3 separate regions of the Homo sapiens genome follow, and all the other regions are linked to region 3. A link is a loop called in an ENCODE intact Hi-C map of the cell type or tissue named here. Cell type or tissue: heart left ventricle. All regions are shown on one strand. Each heading gives the region's core, and the rest is flanking DNA. Links, peaks and the distances in the headings are about the cores only.

Evidence for each region. Hi-C counts contacts between places; a loop is a spot of excess contacts. Peaks named below come from ENCODE experiments on the same cell type or tissue, not always from the same donor. Only the 100,000 strongest peaks of a DNase experiment are listed, where the experiment ranks them.
Region 1: a loop joins it to region 3, with 3 times the contacts of the local background. A loop is called at or near these places in 62 of 110 quality-filtered maps.
Region 2: a loop joins it to region 3, with 2.3 times the contacts of the local background. A loop is called at or near these places in 12 of 110 quality-filtered maps.

What each region holds. Positions count from the first base shown.
Region 1 is chr4:8,915,983-8,921,000 of GRCh38, forward strand. No RefSeq gene overlaps it. Among named protein-coding and RNA genes, the nearest start is that of HMX1, 47 kb to the left of the region's middle. In heart left ventricle, for the core only: CTCF peaks have their summits at 2,201 (motif pointing left) and 2,401; a DNase peak (open chromatin) is centred at 2,184; H3K27me3 peaks cover 1,215 bases.
Region 2 is chr4:8,882,897-8,887,512 of GRCh38, forward strand. No RefSeq gene overlaps it. Among named protein-coding and RNA genes, the nearest start is that of HMX1, 13 kb to the left of the region's middle. In heart left ventricle, for the core only: CTCF peaks have their summits at 3,121 (motif pointing left) and 4,277 (motif pointing right); no DNase peak of the experiment used is centred there; H3K27me3 peaks cover 2,152 bases.
Region 3 is chr4:8,617,117-8,622,134 of GRCh38, forward strand. It overlaps CPZ (carboxypeptidase Z), which reads left to right. Exons shown (of 11, transcript NM_001014447.3): 10 at 1,313-1,412; 11 at 2,146-2,636. The coding sequence ends at 2,501. All of the region lies in intron 1 of LOC124900659 (a long non-coding RNA gene), which reads right to left. Among named protein-coding and RNA genes, the nearest start is that of CPZ, 27 kb to the left of the region's middle. In heart left ventricle, for the core only: no CTCF peak of the experiment used is centred there; a DNase peak (open chromatin) is centred at 2,375; H3K27me3 peaks cover 1,406 bases.

The sequences.
Region 1 (5,018 bases), core at 1,052-3,551, 300 kb after region 3:
GTCTACAGCGCCCTGTGTCCTAAGACCTGCAGCTAGCCGACAAGGCTCCGGTGATGTCCTAGAGTGTCTCAGGACAGAGGGGGCCTGTGGAGCTCACTCCCTCCCCTCCAGCCGAGGCCTCGCCATGCCAATCTTCATGCCACCTTGCTGTTTCTTGGGCAACACCTGTGTCTCTGCCCAAGCTGTGACCAGGTGCAGGCCCCCGGCTATCGGCGTGGGAAGAGCAGCTTCTGGGGGGTCTTCTTAGGACCTGGAGAGCTGTGGCTGTGTGGGAGGGTGCAGGGAGCAAGTGTCCTCTTAGGGTCAGGAGCCCCCTCTGACCCTGGTCACTGTCCAGTCATCAAGTGGGTTGCCTGGGGTGGTGAGCAGCCTGTCCTTGAAGGTGTGAGCCGGGACCGTGTGCTCGGCTCAGCCAGACAAGTTTTCTCAAGCCAGAACTGCCCTGAGCGCTCGTCCAAGCGGCCCCCACCCCCTGTGCCAGCCTCGCTGTGCTGTGCAGTTCCAGTTCCATCACAGCAGTTCTTCCTCTGGATGGGGACAGACAGCCCAGCCCTGAATTATTCATGCTGACTCTTGCAGTCTCCGAGCTTGACACCCCATCAAGGAAATGCGTGGTAAATGCAGTGATTTATGCAGGTACTTAAGGCCACAGTGGCTCTGCCCAACCGCCTGGAGGTGATCCAGGCCCCATCTCTCCCCATGCAGGCTTCCTGGAGGTTCCTGGAGGTCTGGCAGTGCAGGTGGGCAGGACCCTTCCAGTTGGGTACCAGGAAGGGATGTGGCCTCTGCGGGGTGCCCCAAAGGGATCCCTCACCTGGAGTGCACTCAGAGCCCCCCTCCCCTGCTATCTGGGCCTGGGCTGAGCTCAAGGGTCCCAAGCAGAGGGAAGGCCAAAGGGGAACACTGCAGAGGGATGCTGGGAAACCCTCTTGCCAGCTCCTGTTCACTGCACTTCACAGTGACTGAGCCTGGGAAACAGCTCAGCTCACTGCAGTTGGGCAGAGAGGGAAACTGAGTCATGGGGTCATTTACCCAGGCCACATGATCAGTCTTTCCCCCATGATCTCTAGGATCTAGGCTAGTGGGGATCATATCTATATCTGGGCATCTCTCTGCCCAGGTTGAGCAATATGGACAAATCATTCATTCATTCATTCATTCATTCATTCATCTGTTCCCAGCTCAGCCACCTACTGGCCTGAGGCCTTGGGTTAGGGACTCAGCTCCCACATGCCTGGTTTCATATGCAGAATGGAGACGACAGCTCCTGCCTCACATCTGTGGTGGGAACGACATGAGTTAGTGCAGGTAAAGGGTTCAGAACAATGAGGTGCACAGAGCCAGCTGTTGGGTTCACACCTGGCACTATCAGGGTCCCCACTCGGATTATGCCTGGTGGCTGGACTCTGGAGATGGCAGCTGCCGCTGTCTACAAGGCCCTGTGTCCTAAGATGTACAGCTCGCTGACAAGGCTGCGGCAATGCCCCAGAGCTTCTCAGGACAGTGGGGACCTGTGGAACATCAGGCAGTACGCACTGGTCGGTACTTTTAGCAGGGCCTTTGGATGGAGCGAGAGGCCTCCCTGCCACACTCCAGCTCCTGACCCTTGTGCCTCAGGCCCAGACCCAGTCCTACCGACGAACATTCACAGAGTATTGCTGTGTGCAGGCCCCCAGGCTCAGGGCTGGGCTAAGCCACTGCAAGAAAGCCATCAGCAGCCCCTCCGCTGGACGCTCTTCTGGGATCCCTTGAATGGGGAGGGACCAGGACTGCTCCAGCCACAGCCTGGGAGAGCCACAGGGCAGGTGCCAGGCGGACTGAGGCTGAATGGAGAGAGAGAGAGAGAGAGAGAGAGAGAGAGAGAGAGAGAGAGAGAGAGAGAGACAGAGAGAAACCCCCCAGGCAGGCCGACCTGGGGATAGCTGAGCAGGGGCACAGAAAGGCAGGGACAGATGAGGAGGAAGGCAGAGACTGTGCCCTCCCTCAGCTCCTCAGCGGCGTGGGTTCCTCTGGCACTGACCTGACCCGGGAGGAGATGACGTCTGCCCCAGGAGGGCCCCCTGCTCAGATGAGGTGCCCTGTGGCAGGGAAGCCCAGGCGGCTGTGCAGAAGAAGGCTGGGAGCCCAGCCCACCCATCCGCAGTGCCCAGAGAAGCAGGCAGGGCCTGTCTGTGGCACAATGGTGCCACCCAGTGGCCATACCCCCAAATCGCACCTGTGCCAGGACCAAAGCTGGGCAGGCAACCCGCGAGAGGTGGAGGTACCCTGCGACCTGAATATTTAGTAAATACAAACTCCACGGGACACTCAGTTAAAGGAAGATTTCAGACGAACGTTGAGTAATTTCTTTAGAATGTGTCCTAAATATTGCACCGGACAAACTCACACTAAACAGTGTTTGTTTATCTGAAATTCATCTTTACCTGGGCTTCCTGTATTTTATCTGTACTTATTTACCTTAGCCTCAAGTGACTTTTAGGACAACAAAGGTTTACTTGGGGTAAACACCATTGGGCTGTTGGGCCTTGGGGTATAAAGGGGCGGTTCTGCTGCCTCCTGCTTATTTCCTGGGGCTTAGAGCAAACTGAAATAGACAGGGGCGCTTCCTTCGGGGCAGGCACCCTGCTAAGCAGTCAGGTATTTAATCCTCACGCACAACCCATGTGGGTAACACCACTGTGTCTTCACTTTACAGATGGGGAAACTGAGGCTCAGAGAAGCAAATCGACTTGCTCCTAACTAGAAGGTGACCTGCTGTGCACTGAATGTTTGTGGCCCCCCAGTTCCTTCCTTCCTTCTTTCCTTCCTTCATTCCTTTATTCTTTCTTTTTCTTTCTTTCTTTCCTTCCTTCCTTCCTTCCTTCCTTCCTTCCTTCCTTCCTTCCTTCCTTCCTTCCTTTCTTTCTTTCTTTCTTTCTTTCTTTCTTTCTTTCTTTCTTTCTTCTTTCTTTCTTTCCTTCCGTCCCTTCCTTTCTCATTCTTCTTTTTCTTTCTTTCTCTTTCTTTCTTTCTTGCTTGCTTGCTTGCTTTCTTTCTTCTTTCTTTCCCTCCCTCCCTTCCTTCCTTTCTCTTTCTTCTCTTTCTTTCTTTCTTTCTTTCTTTCTTTCTTTCTTCTTTCTTTCTTTCCTTCTTTCTTTTTCTTTCTTCCTTCTTTCTTTCTTCTTTCTTTCTTTCTTTCTTTCTTTCTTTCTTTCTTTCTTTCTTTCTTTCTTTCTTTCTTTCTTTCCCTCTCTCTCTCTTTCATTCTTTCTTTCTCTCTCTTTCTTTCGAGATGGAGTCTTGCTCTGTCACCCAGGCAGATTGTGCAGTGGTGCAATCTCCACTCACTGCAACCTCCGCCTCCTGGATTCAAGTGATTCTCCCGTCTCAGCCTCCTGAGTAGCTGAGATTACAGGCACACAGCACCACATCCGGCTAATTTTTGTATTTTTAATAGAGACGGGGTTTTGCCATGTTGGTCAGGCTGGTCTCAAACGCCTGATCTCAAGTGATACCCCCGCCTCAGCCTCCCAAAGTGCTGGGACTATAGGTGTGAGCCACCACACCCGGCCTGCTGCCCACCCCCCATTTCTATGTTGAAGCCCTGATCCCCAGTGTTAGGAGGGGACTGCAGGAAGTGATTATCTCATCCCACGGAAGGCCTCATAGAAGGATCGGTGCCTTTATAAGAAGAGACCAGAGTGTGTGCTCTCTCCCTGGCCTCCCACCACGTGGGGACACAGCATGGACCAAGCAAGACAGCAGAGAGCCTCATCAGACACCACTGTGTGAGCACCTTGACCTGGGCCTTCCAGCCTCCGGAGCTGTGAGGATGTCCACGTCTGTTGCTTCAGCCCCACAGTCTGTGTTACTTTTATTACAGCAGCTCGAACACACAAAGACACTCTCTAAGGGCTCCGCTTCGAGACACTGCCCCTCCCCTGCACAGACACCATTGGGGGTGACTGGTACATTGTACCGATCGGGAGCCTGGGAGAGTGGGATGATACCACGGACAGTGCCAGAGCTGAGACTGGCACCAACATCAGATGGGCCCTGCCTGAGGTTGGCAGAGAACTCTGCCTGTCTCTTTCAGGGGAGAAGAAGCCATGGAGGAGAAGTGGGGGGCATGCAGCTCCTGGGCCACCGAGCCCGGGCCGGGCCACTGCACTTCCCAGCAATGCTGTTCCCAGGAGGGCGTGCTGTGAAGTCCCCCAAAGAGCAGAGAGCGGCTGCAGCTGGCCTGGCTGCAGAGAGCCCACGGCCATCACAAGGGCAGGTGCAGCCCAGGGCCGAGTCCCAGCTCCAGGCTGGCTCCAAGGATGTGGGGACAGGCCATCTGGGGCTTGGGCTCCCTTGTCCTTCCCACCGTTCCAAGAGGGCTAGGTGAACACCCACTGTTCCAGGTGCCAGGGCTATGGAAGGGTCCAGGCAGGCACAGCTCCAGCCCCGTGAGCCAGCCTTCAGACCATGGGGACTGGGGACAGATGATTCTGTGGTTCTCGCAAGTTGGTTCTGGGGATTCTTAGGGGAAGGGGCTCCAGCTCTCTGTGGGGGTCAGAGGAGACCTTGGGTTGAAGCACACAGGAAGGCGGGAGTCTGCCGGGCTGGGGAGGAGAGCTCTGGGACAAACAGCACAGTGAGCACCAAGATCCAGGGGTAGAAGTGAGCTTGGGTATTCTAGGAACAGCGAGGTGGCCCGGGCAGCTGAGTGGCGTCGGGGAGGGGACACACCATGGAGAGATGAGTCAGAGGGGTCCAGACAGATGTCACCAGCAAGACCACCAGGAGCCGCAGGTGGGGAGCTGTGCAACCTCATGTATTTATGGGCAGGGAGACACCGTGACGTGGCTCCTGTAGGCGTCCAGGCCTGAGGGGTGGGGCCCGGGCCTGAGTGGGAGGGCTGGAGGGGGAGGATGCCCCAGATTTGGGGTTTGTGCTGAACATGGTGCCATCAGGATTTTCTGAGGGATTGATGTGGGGCACAAGAGAAACTGAGCCACAAGGACAATTGGAAAGCTCTGGACGGGGGAGATGCA
Region 2 (4,616 bases), core at 2,117-4,616, 270 kb after region 3:
TGAGAAGGATTTTGAAGGAGACAAGGCAAGAATGAAACTTTCTCTCCCTGCCCCACTCAAACTCTCTTATGGCTGTGTGTAGGCAGGGTGGAGGAGAAGCACCCTCCCCACCAACATTCCTGATGGAGGGACCCCCAGACCTCAGGCGGAGAGTGGAGGCCCCTGAGACCTCAGGCAGAGAGTGGAGGCCCCCCAGACCTCAGGCAGAGAGTGGAGAGGGTCCCTCAGACCTCAGGCAGAGAGTGGAGGCCCCCAGACCTCAGGCAGAGAGTGGAGGCCCCCAGGCCTCAGACAGAGAGTGGAGGCCCCCAGACCTCAGGCAGAGAGTGGAGGCCCCCAGACCTCAGACAGAGAGTGGAGGTCCGCAGACCTCAGGCGGAGAGTGGAGGCCCCTCAGACCTCAGGCAGAGAGTGGAGGCCCCTGAGACCTCAGGCAGAGAGTGGAGGCCCCTCAGACCTCAGGCAGCAAGTCCTGCTGGGTGGCTCTGTAGCCGCAGCCTGGGCTCCGAGGTTGCTACGACGCTGAGTTTTGTCTGTGAAACACCAAAGACCAATCCACATACACCTGGCCTTAGTCCACCTGTACCCGTAGAGTTCCACAAACCTGGTGGCATAAAACAACAGAAATGTATTCTCTCCCAGTCTGGCGGCCACAAGTCCAAAGTCAGTAATGCCGGGTTGAAATGAGGAGTCAGCAGGGCTGCACTCCACGGGAGGCCCTCGGGGGGGGCTCCTTCTTGCCCCTTCCAGCCCCTGGTGGCTCTGGGCGTTCCTTGGCTTGTGGCCACATGGCTCCAAACTGTTTCTGCCTTCATGCGGCCTTCTCTGTGTGTCTGTGGCCAGGTCTCCCTGCCTCCCACTCATTAAGTATATACATGATTGCATTTAGGGCCTACCTGGATACTCCCTGCTCATCTCAAAATCCTTACCTAATCTCATTATCAAACACCCTTTCCTGCAAAAGGCAACATTTACAGGTTCTAGGTTTAGCACCTGATATCTTCGGGAAATAGTGCTGAGGTTTGAATGTTTGTGTCCCTCCCAAATTCATGTTGAAACTTAATTCCTAGTGCAAGAATATGACAAGCTAGGGCCTTGGGGAGGTAAGAAGTGCCCTTATAAAAGGGCTTGAGGGGGCGAGTTCACTTTTTTTTTGTCCTTCTGCCATGTGAGGACGCTGCAAGAAGATGCCATAGTAGAAGCAAAGAGCAAGTCCTCCTTAGACACCAGATTTGCTGGCACTTTGATCTTGGATTTCCCAGCCTCCAGAACTATGAGGAATACATTTCTGTTCTTTATCAATTACCCAGTCTATTTTGCTATACAAGCAAAAAGGGATGACAGCAGACAGTATTCAGCCCTAAATGCTCATTAGCCTCCGTGCAGTAGCTTGAGCCAGGGCCCCTCCAAAGTTATGTAGCGTATCAGCTGTTTGCTCCTTTGGCCTCGGTGAGGCTACCCCAGGGACTGCAGAAAGTGCGATTTTGAGCCACAGAACAGAAGTGTTGACTCGTCTAGGAGTCAGCCTGGAAAACTAGTTCAAAGGGAGGCTCCCAAGCAATGGCCCAGTGTAGAAAACTCCTAACAGGGATCATTTTGCTGCTGCTCACATACCTGTCCTGACAGGGAACTCACTACTCTGCAAGGTTACTCATTTTTTTTTTTGCTCCTACCACCCCCTTGACTTAAGCCTGTAATGATGTGCAGAAAGACTGTGCTTCTGAGATGCTGAAAAGGGACCTCAGTAGTGCAGAGGCCAGCTCTTTGAGAACATGTGAGAGCTAGCTGGGTGTAAGGAAGAGGCAAGTTCCAGGCTAGTGCCCACCCTTCAGGCTGAAACCAGCTGGAACCAGGCTGACCAATTATAAGGACAAGAAGGCGAGTGGGGATCTTCCATGAGAAGGGCCAGCAGAGAGCCTTGGGAAGAGATGTGTCTAATGGGGTCTCAAGCTGTGCGTTGGGGTCCCTTCCTTTGACAAGACAACCTCCTCCCGCCATCTTCAGTGCATCAGAGAAGCCAGTGTGGCAGCATGGCTGGGTTTCTCAGAAGCCAACAGGGGTGGGCTCCGGGGATGGGAAGGAGGTGGTCTGAGTCTCCTCTAACCCTGAACTTCGGTCTCCCTGCAGGCTGGGGGCCTAGCCCGAGCCCCTGTGGAGGTATCTGGGGTGGGGGATAATCATGTCTCCCACATCTCAACTCCCTTGGCCCCTTCTCCCTGTGGCCCCTCTTGGTGGTAAGCCCACTTGGGGCTGGCTACAGCCCTCCTTGGGGATAACTGCTCACACTGGCAGGAGGCAGGCAGGAAGGGGGACCCCTTAGTGGGGGCGACAGCTGGATGGATGACTGGGCTCCCATCAAATCTGACACACTCATCACCCAACTCCACAGAAGACCCAAAGCCTGTGCTGCCAGAGGGGACAGGGTGGCAGCAGCTCTCTGAATGCCCCAGGCCTGAGAAGGAGTGGGTGAGTGGGCATCTGGCTGCCAGGCCCCAGTCAAGCCGGGACCCCCTCCCCCCGGTTAGAGGCCTCTAGACAGACACAGCCCCTATGACAAGCCTGGATACCTGTGCCACCTTTAGGGGAATGAGTCTGTTGCACTGCGGTCTCTGACTGCCCTCAGCTCCACAGGGCCCACGTGAATCCCTGTGCCTATGATTCTTAGCAACCAACGAAGTTCATTTTGTCCCCACCAGTCTATTCTGAGCACCCCAAAAGGGATCATTTGGATGGGGCTGGGAGGGGCAACCAGCACATGGACATTTGCAAGGTGGGGCCTGGTTCTCAGTCCAGGGTGCCCCCGGCGGACTCACAGCACCGAGATGAAGATGGGGACAGACACCAGCTTTAAAATAACCTCAAATAAATTTGCCCACAAACAGTGTCCCAATCACCCTACATTACATTCTCAGGACCAGGGGAGGACGTGCTAAAACAGCACAACTCCTTGGACCTGAATTGTCCGGGCCAACCGTCTGTCAATGAACCAGATTTTGCTGGAATTCTCTCGCTTCTTTAGCACAGTGGAAGTATTCATCTAAGGTTAATTTATTCTGAAGGCTTAAATACGCAAAGTAGAGCCGCGCTGGGATGAACGTCCTGTCCCAAGGCCGCCACCTCCAGGAAGTTTGTGGAACTGACTTGAAATAACAACACCCTCCTTGGACAGAGATGCGGAAATGCGCATTTTCCCTCTTAAAACTCCCCTGTGCCTGTAATCCCAGCACTTTGGGAGGCCGAGGCGGGTAGATCACGAGGTCAGGAGTTCGAGACCAGCATGATCAACATGGTGAAACCCCATCTCTACTAAAAATACAAAAATCAGCTGGGCATGGTGGCAGGCGCCTGTAATCCCAGCTACTCAGGAGGCTGAGGCAGGAGAATCACTTGAACGTTGGAGGCAGAGGGTGCAGTGAGCTGAGATGGTGCCACTGCACTCCAGCTTGGGCGACAGAGCAAGACTCCATCTCAAGAAAACAAAACAAAACAAAAAAAACTCCCCTGCATCTCCACACCCACACCATTTCTACAATTCACATGGTATCTTAAAGTTTCCAATGTGGTTTTGGGCCTACGAAGGAGAAGAACTGAAGTGAGCTTTAAAAATGACTCTTCCTTGTTCCTAAAAATGCTAATCGGACCATCTCCAGGGGAATCCTATATGCACAGCCACCCCGCTCCCCGCCACCAAATATGCAACCTAAATCTGACAGCAATGACCCAGGGCTCCTGGCAGGCCAGACCAGCAGGTGAGGTCAGGGGTGGGGGGCGGGCAATACTGCTGTCTGCAGAGTCCTGTGCTGTTCACATAGTCCTCCCAGCCAGGAATGTCTCATCCCCACCGGGGCATTGCCTCTTCTGTCCTCATCTCATAGACTACAAATTCAGGCCTGGAGGAATGAAGTCACCTCATTTATTTGCTTAGTCATTTGTCCGACAACTACTGATGTAATGCAGTCAACAGGCGAGGCCCTGTTCTGGCCCCAAGACAGATCCCAGAAGGAGCTCAGCCCTGTCCTTGCGCACATGGGAAGCCAGGCCAGGCACTCTTCAGGGTCCAATCACACATGAATGACAGAGGAGTGCAGGGCGCAAGAGCGGGCTTGGGCCCCAAGTCTCCTTCTGGCTCCTACTTTGTGTTTCTACACAGCAGGGAAGGAGGAGGGTCCCTGACCCCCTTTAGAATCCCTCAAAGATGTTATTATTGCCACTTCAGGTCTGTATTCAAGTCCAGCAGCCGCAAAAATTAAGCAGCTGCAAGGCTGCTTGTCCTCTCTGTTGCTTCTTTGCCTGCAATTAGTGCAGAAGGCCAACAGGGGGCAGCATCTAGCCTGGCTGTCTCATGGGGACATCTGAAGTGGAAAATAGCTCACTTCCATTTAATCTTCATCTAAAAACAATAAGCCGATGTGAAGTTCAGAGAACTAACTTAATTAGGAATCATTTGCGGGGTCTCTGGAGCACCAGTTTCCTGAACTCCACTCTTCCCCACATATGCAAAGACAGCATCACTTAATGAAAAGGCAATTGAGGAGGCAAGGACTGGAGGAGGCTCAGAATCAGCAAATGGAGATTCAGGGGTTGCTGAGACTTCAGTCCAACAGGGTCCATCTACA
Region 3 (5,018 bases), core at 1,040-3,539:
GTCTGAGCTCACGGGCCGCGTGTGTCAGGCCAGTCGGTTTCTGCATCGGTCACGGCGGGGGTCAGCCGCGGTGGGATTAGAGTTCACATGCTTGCTGAAATCATCGGTCCTGCAGAAGCCAGAGCTGCTTTGGCCTCATGAACATTTTACAGCTGAGGAAACTGAGGCACCCAGAAGCAAAGGTTTGTCTGAAGTGAACAGTCACTACGGCAGAGCTGATTTTCTGGCCCAGAGAAAAACCAGCCCCTCTCGGGCTAATGTCCCGGGGCCAGGGAAGGAGGATGCTCCTGTTGCCAGGGCTGCTTCCTGACCCTGTGGGCCCAGGCTCTTTGCTTCTGTGGACTCCTCCCTCCATATAAAGTATTTAAAATTATACAACAGTCGACATAAAGATGAATATATAGGAAAACAGTCTCTCCAACCTAAAATGTTTTGCTTTTATCCTGATTTTAAGAGGAGCAAGATCATTTTCATAGTTTCTGGAAGCACAGCAGGGCCTGGCTGGGAGCCCTTTCCCTTGAGAATCTGTTGCTGCTGAGCCCCGTGCAGGGCCCGGGCAGGGGGCAGCCTCGCTGGACGGACTCCTCTCCCCACAGGCATCCTGGTCCTGCTCAGCGTGACCTTCAGCATCCTTGGACCCCACGTTGTTTTCTGCTGACTAGAGCAGGGGCCGTGTGGGTGGTTTGTCATCAACTGTTTTACAAGAAATGTGGACAGGATCAGGCAGCTTTGGGAGGGCTTTCCAGGGTGAAAACGTTGGAGCTGTGGGCGTGCAGGGAGCTTGTGTGTTCAGGACCAGTTCGTGCCAAGGCCAGGCAAGCAGTAAGAAGGCAGGGCGTGTTATACACGTGTACGATGAAGAAACCGCGCTGCTCGAGCGAGGGTCCGAGCACTGTCCTCGTCCTCTCCCATGCCCACGCCACCTTCAGGAGCCTCAGCTCAGAGGGACCCAGGGAGTCCCGCTGGGGCTGGGAAGGCAGGGAAGGAATGCCGATCAGGCAGAAGAGTGGCAGGAAAGGGTTCTCTGCTCAATGCCCATAGAGATGGAGTCAGCCAGGCCTCGGGTGAGATGCAGGGTCATTCAAAAGCCCAGAACGTGCTCGGGTCAATTGCCAGGGAGGAAACTGAGGCCCAGAGAGGGGAGTGACTGACTCGTTAAAGATGGCAGAGCGAGGGCTGGCAGAGTGGGGCTCTGTGGGGTAGTTCCCCCTAGATACCAAGCTCTGAGGAGCATGTGGGGAACGAGCTGACGGCCTCCACGCTCAGCAGGAGAGCTCACGCCATCTCCCTGGCCTCCCCTTGGTCTCTTCAGGTGCACCGGGGCATCAAAGGTGTGGTGACAGATAAATTCGGCAAGCCAGTCAAAAACGCCCGGATCTCAGTCAAAGGCATTCGCCACGACATCACCACAGGTGAGCACGTCCCTGGCTGTCCCCTGGGGACCACGTCTGCCAAGGAAATGCCACACCGTGGCAGCCGGCACCCTCAGGCACTCACAGTGTGCCCAGCCCTCAGCAGGATGGCTCCATTCCTCCCCAGGCTGGCTGGGTCGGGGAGGGTGGGCAGGAACCAGGGTCTGCGTCTCCTTACAGCATTTGGTGAGGGAAGAGCTTGCCCAGCCGTAGCTACTGAATGATGGTGGATGCATGCTCTGTATTCCTAGGAAAATGCCGCCTCCTCCAACATTGCCGGGGAGAGCCACCTCCACCCCTAAGCCTGTTTGTTTCTATCCCAAAGTTCATACCCTGTTGATAGCTGGGGTGTCCAGCCCTGTGCGGGCTCTGGCTGTCCTTACAGGAATTTCACAGCCGATGAAAAATGACGGTATGCTGTGATATGTGTTACCTGGCAGAGATGTGGTCCAGAGAAGAGGGGGACTTTTGCTAACTGTGGGGTGGGTATGGGGGGTGGGAGTGGTCATCGAAGGTTTCAGAGAAGAGGGGTGCCTAAGCAGGGTTTTGAGGTATAAATAAGAGTTTGACAGAGAAAAGGGGTGGGAAGGACGTTCCAGGCCCACACAGAGGCAAGTGCACATTTGGCGCCTGCCTCCCATGCTAACCTCTCCCCACTCATATCCATCACCCATCACCCCGTGGCTGGGTCTGCAGTCCTCGTGAGAATCATTTTTAATCTATTTGTCCACAGCCCCAGATGGTGACTACTGGAGACTGCTGCCCCCAGGTATCCACATTGTCATTGCCCAAGCCCCTGGCTACGCCAAAGTCATCAAGAAAGTCATCATCCCCGCCCGGATGAAGAGGGCTGGCCGTGTGGACTTCATTCTGCAACCTCTGGGGATGGGACCCAAGAACTTTATTCATGGGCTGCGGAGGACTGGGCCCCACGACCCACTGGGAGGTGCCAGCTCTTTGGGGGAGGCCACGGAGCCCGACCCGCTCCGGGCGCGCAGGCAGCCCTCGGCCGACGGGAGTAAGCCCTGGTGGTGGTCCTACTTCACATCGCTGAGCACCCACAGGCCACGCTGGCTGCTCAAGTACTAGCCCCGGCCCCAGCACCCGCCAGGATGTGGAGACCGAGGCCCATCTCCGCATCCCGGGCTCCTGGCTCTTGATTTTGTCTGCCACAGACATCCCACAAAGCCGCTGCCATTTTATTAAAGTGTTTTGATCCACTTTGCACTGGAATGAGAGGATCTGTGTAAGGCACTTTCCAGGGAAGGCTGGGGACTGACCCTTGTTGCCTGAGGGCAGCTGTGGCCTGGGCCCCACAGGGCAATCCCGGGCAGCTATCCTGCTGCCCACAGGTCCGGATTGCAGGCCCGAGACTCCAGCCTATCTGTACTGGGCCAGGTGGACTAGCTGGCTTTTCCCAGACCACCAGGCCTTGAACTGACTTCAGATGGGAAACTGAGGTGGGCCAAGGGTGTGAGCATCTGTAGGAGCTGAGCTCCGGATCCTGCAGCTGAAGCTCATGTGTCCTGGAGTGTAGAGAAGGAGGGGCACTGAATGGGAGGATGGGGGTGGGCAGGAGGTGACCCCAAGGTAGGGTCAAGAGCTCAAGGGCGGGAGAGCTGGCCAGAGCCTGGGGCCTCATGGCATGATCGGGGGGACCACACTCAGGCTCACAGGCTTCCAGGGGGGCCTGGCTCCATGGGCGTGGATATTCCTGGGACCTCCCTCATCCTGATCATGCTACTTGGGTCCAGGGACCCTCTCCTGTCCCCTCTCTCACCATCGAGAAAGTCTGTCAGCCCCGGGATCTTCCAGGAAGGGGTCCCGTAGCCTGAGCAGAGAATGCAGCAGAGAAGGCACCTGAGCCGGCCAGGGCTGTGTCAAAAAGCAGCAGAGACCTGGCGCTTCAACAGCAGAAGTGTGTCCTCCCACAGTCCTGGGGGCTGACGTCAGAGCCATGTCCCCAGGGCGGGCTCCTTCTGGCACCACGCTCCCTGGCTCTTTGGCGGTCATCTTTCCCCCACTCTTCCCATCATCATCCCTCTATGTGTCTCTGTCCACATTTCCTCTTCTTGTATTGGGCTAGGGCCTAATATAAGACCCTAGCGACCCTCATTTTAATTTAGTTACCTTTACAAAGATGCTACCTCCAAATAAGATCACACTGAGGACCTGGGGCTAGGACTTCAGCAGATGAATTTTGTGGGAGGGACATGGTTCAGCCCCTAGGAGAGGGCAGCATCTCCCATACAGTGGCTCCTCACATGCTCCTGGCTGTGCCATCGGCCCCCCTGGTTTCCAGAGCTCCAGGCCTGGGCAGGTCCCTCCATGGAACTGGGCATCCACTCTGAGCAGTGCCTTGACCTCAACTGAATGACAGCATGGTCCCCACCAGCACCCTCAGCCTCGTTCCATTGCCTCCTGGCAGCTATGCCCTGAGGCGAAGGCCTCGGGGTTCCCAGCTGAAGCCCAGAGGAGCAGGCACACCCCCGGCGCTGGGTGGCGTGCTCTCGGGGGAAGGCATGGGGAGGGCTCAGGCAGCCTACAGCCCTCAAGTCTTACACTGGCACAACAGCGCTTGGTTTGCGGAGCAAGAATGATCTGGAGTGTTTGGGGAACATCTCACAGCCTCCTGAGCCCCTGCATCCTACATTCACCCATGCGCCTAGTGACTTGTAAGTTTACATTTATTTGGCTCCACTGCATACAGGGCACCGTGCAGGGGTCCTCTGAAATCCCGGGAGGCCCGTGGAGCAGACCTCTGCTTCGTGCTTTGCTGAAGTGGGTGTGGAAACAGCAGGCGCAAGGTGCCCAGGACTCGGGGTGTGCAGGTGGCCGCTCAGTCTCAGTCCCCCCGTGGGGCACCTGCACGAGGCCTTCCCTGCACTTCATTCTGTCCCCACCCGTTCACGCTGTCTAGGGAAGAGCCTGCTGCAGTGGGTGTGTGGGGTGGAAGGACTCATTCCAGAGCCCAGTTCGTGTCAGGGGCCAAGGGCCAGGCCCCCGGCATAGAAACTGGGCCGAGGAGTGGGTCAGGGAGCCTTGGGGAAGGCTGTGCAGGGGGGCCGTGGCAAGAGTGGGGGCCGGGGAGGTGGAGACGAGGAGATAGCATTCTCTTCACACACCACCCCGGATCCAGCCAGCGGGGGGCCCTTCTGCACTTCCATGTCCTTTTTTGTTGGTTTGTTTTGAGACCGAGTCTCACTCTCTCGCCCAGGCTGGAGTGCAGTGGCGCGATCTCGGCTCACTGCAACCTCCACCTCCTGAGTTCAAGTGATTCTCCTGCCTCAGCCTCCCAAGTAGCTGGGATTACAGGTACCTGCCACCACACCCGGCTACTTTTTGTATTTTTTTTTTTTTTTTTTTAGTAGAGATGGAATTTCAACATATTGGCTAGGCTGGTCTCAAACTCCTGACCTCAGGTGACCCACCCGCCTTGGCCTCCCAAAATGCTGGGATTACAGGAGTGAGCCACCACGCCCGGCCCCTTGTCATTTTGCTAGAACCTGCACAGTCCTTAGTGACGTCCTTGCCTCTGGCAGGATCCCCTGGCTGGGCCCTGCTGCCCCCCTCACTTTCCTCAGTCCCTGCTTTCCAGTGTGAAAG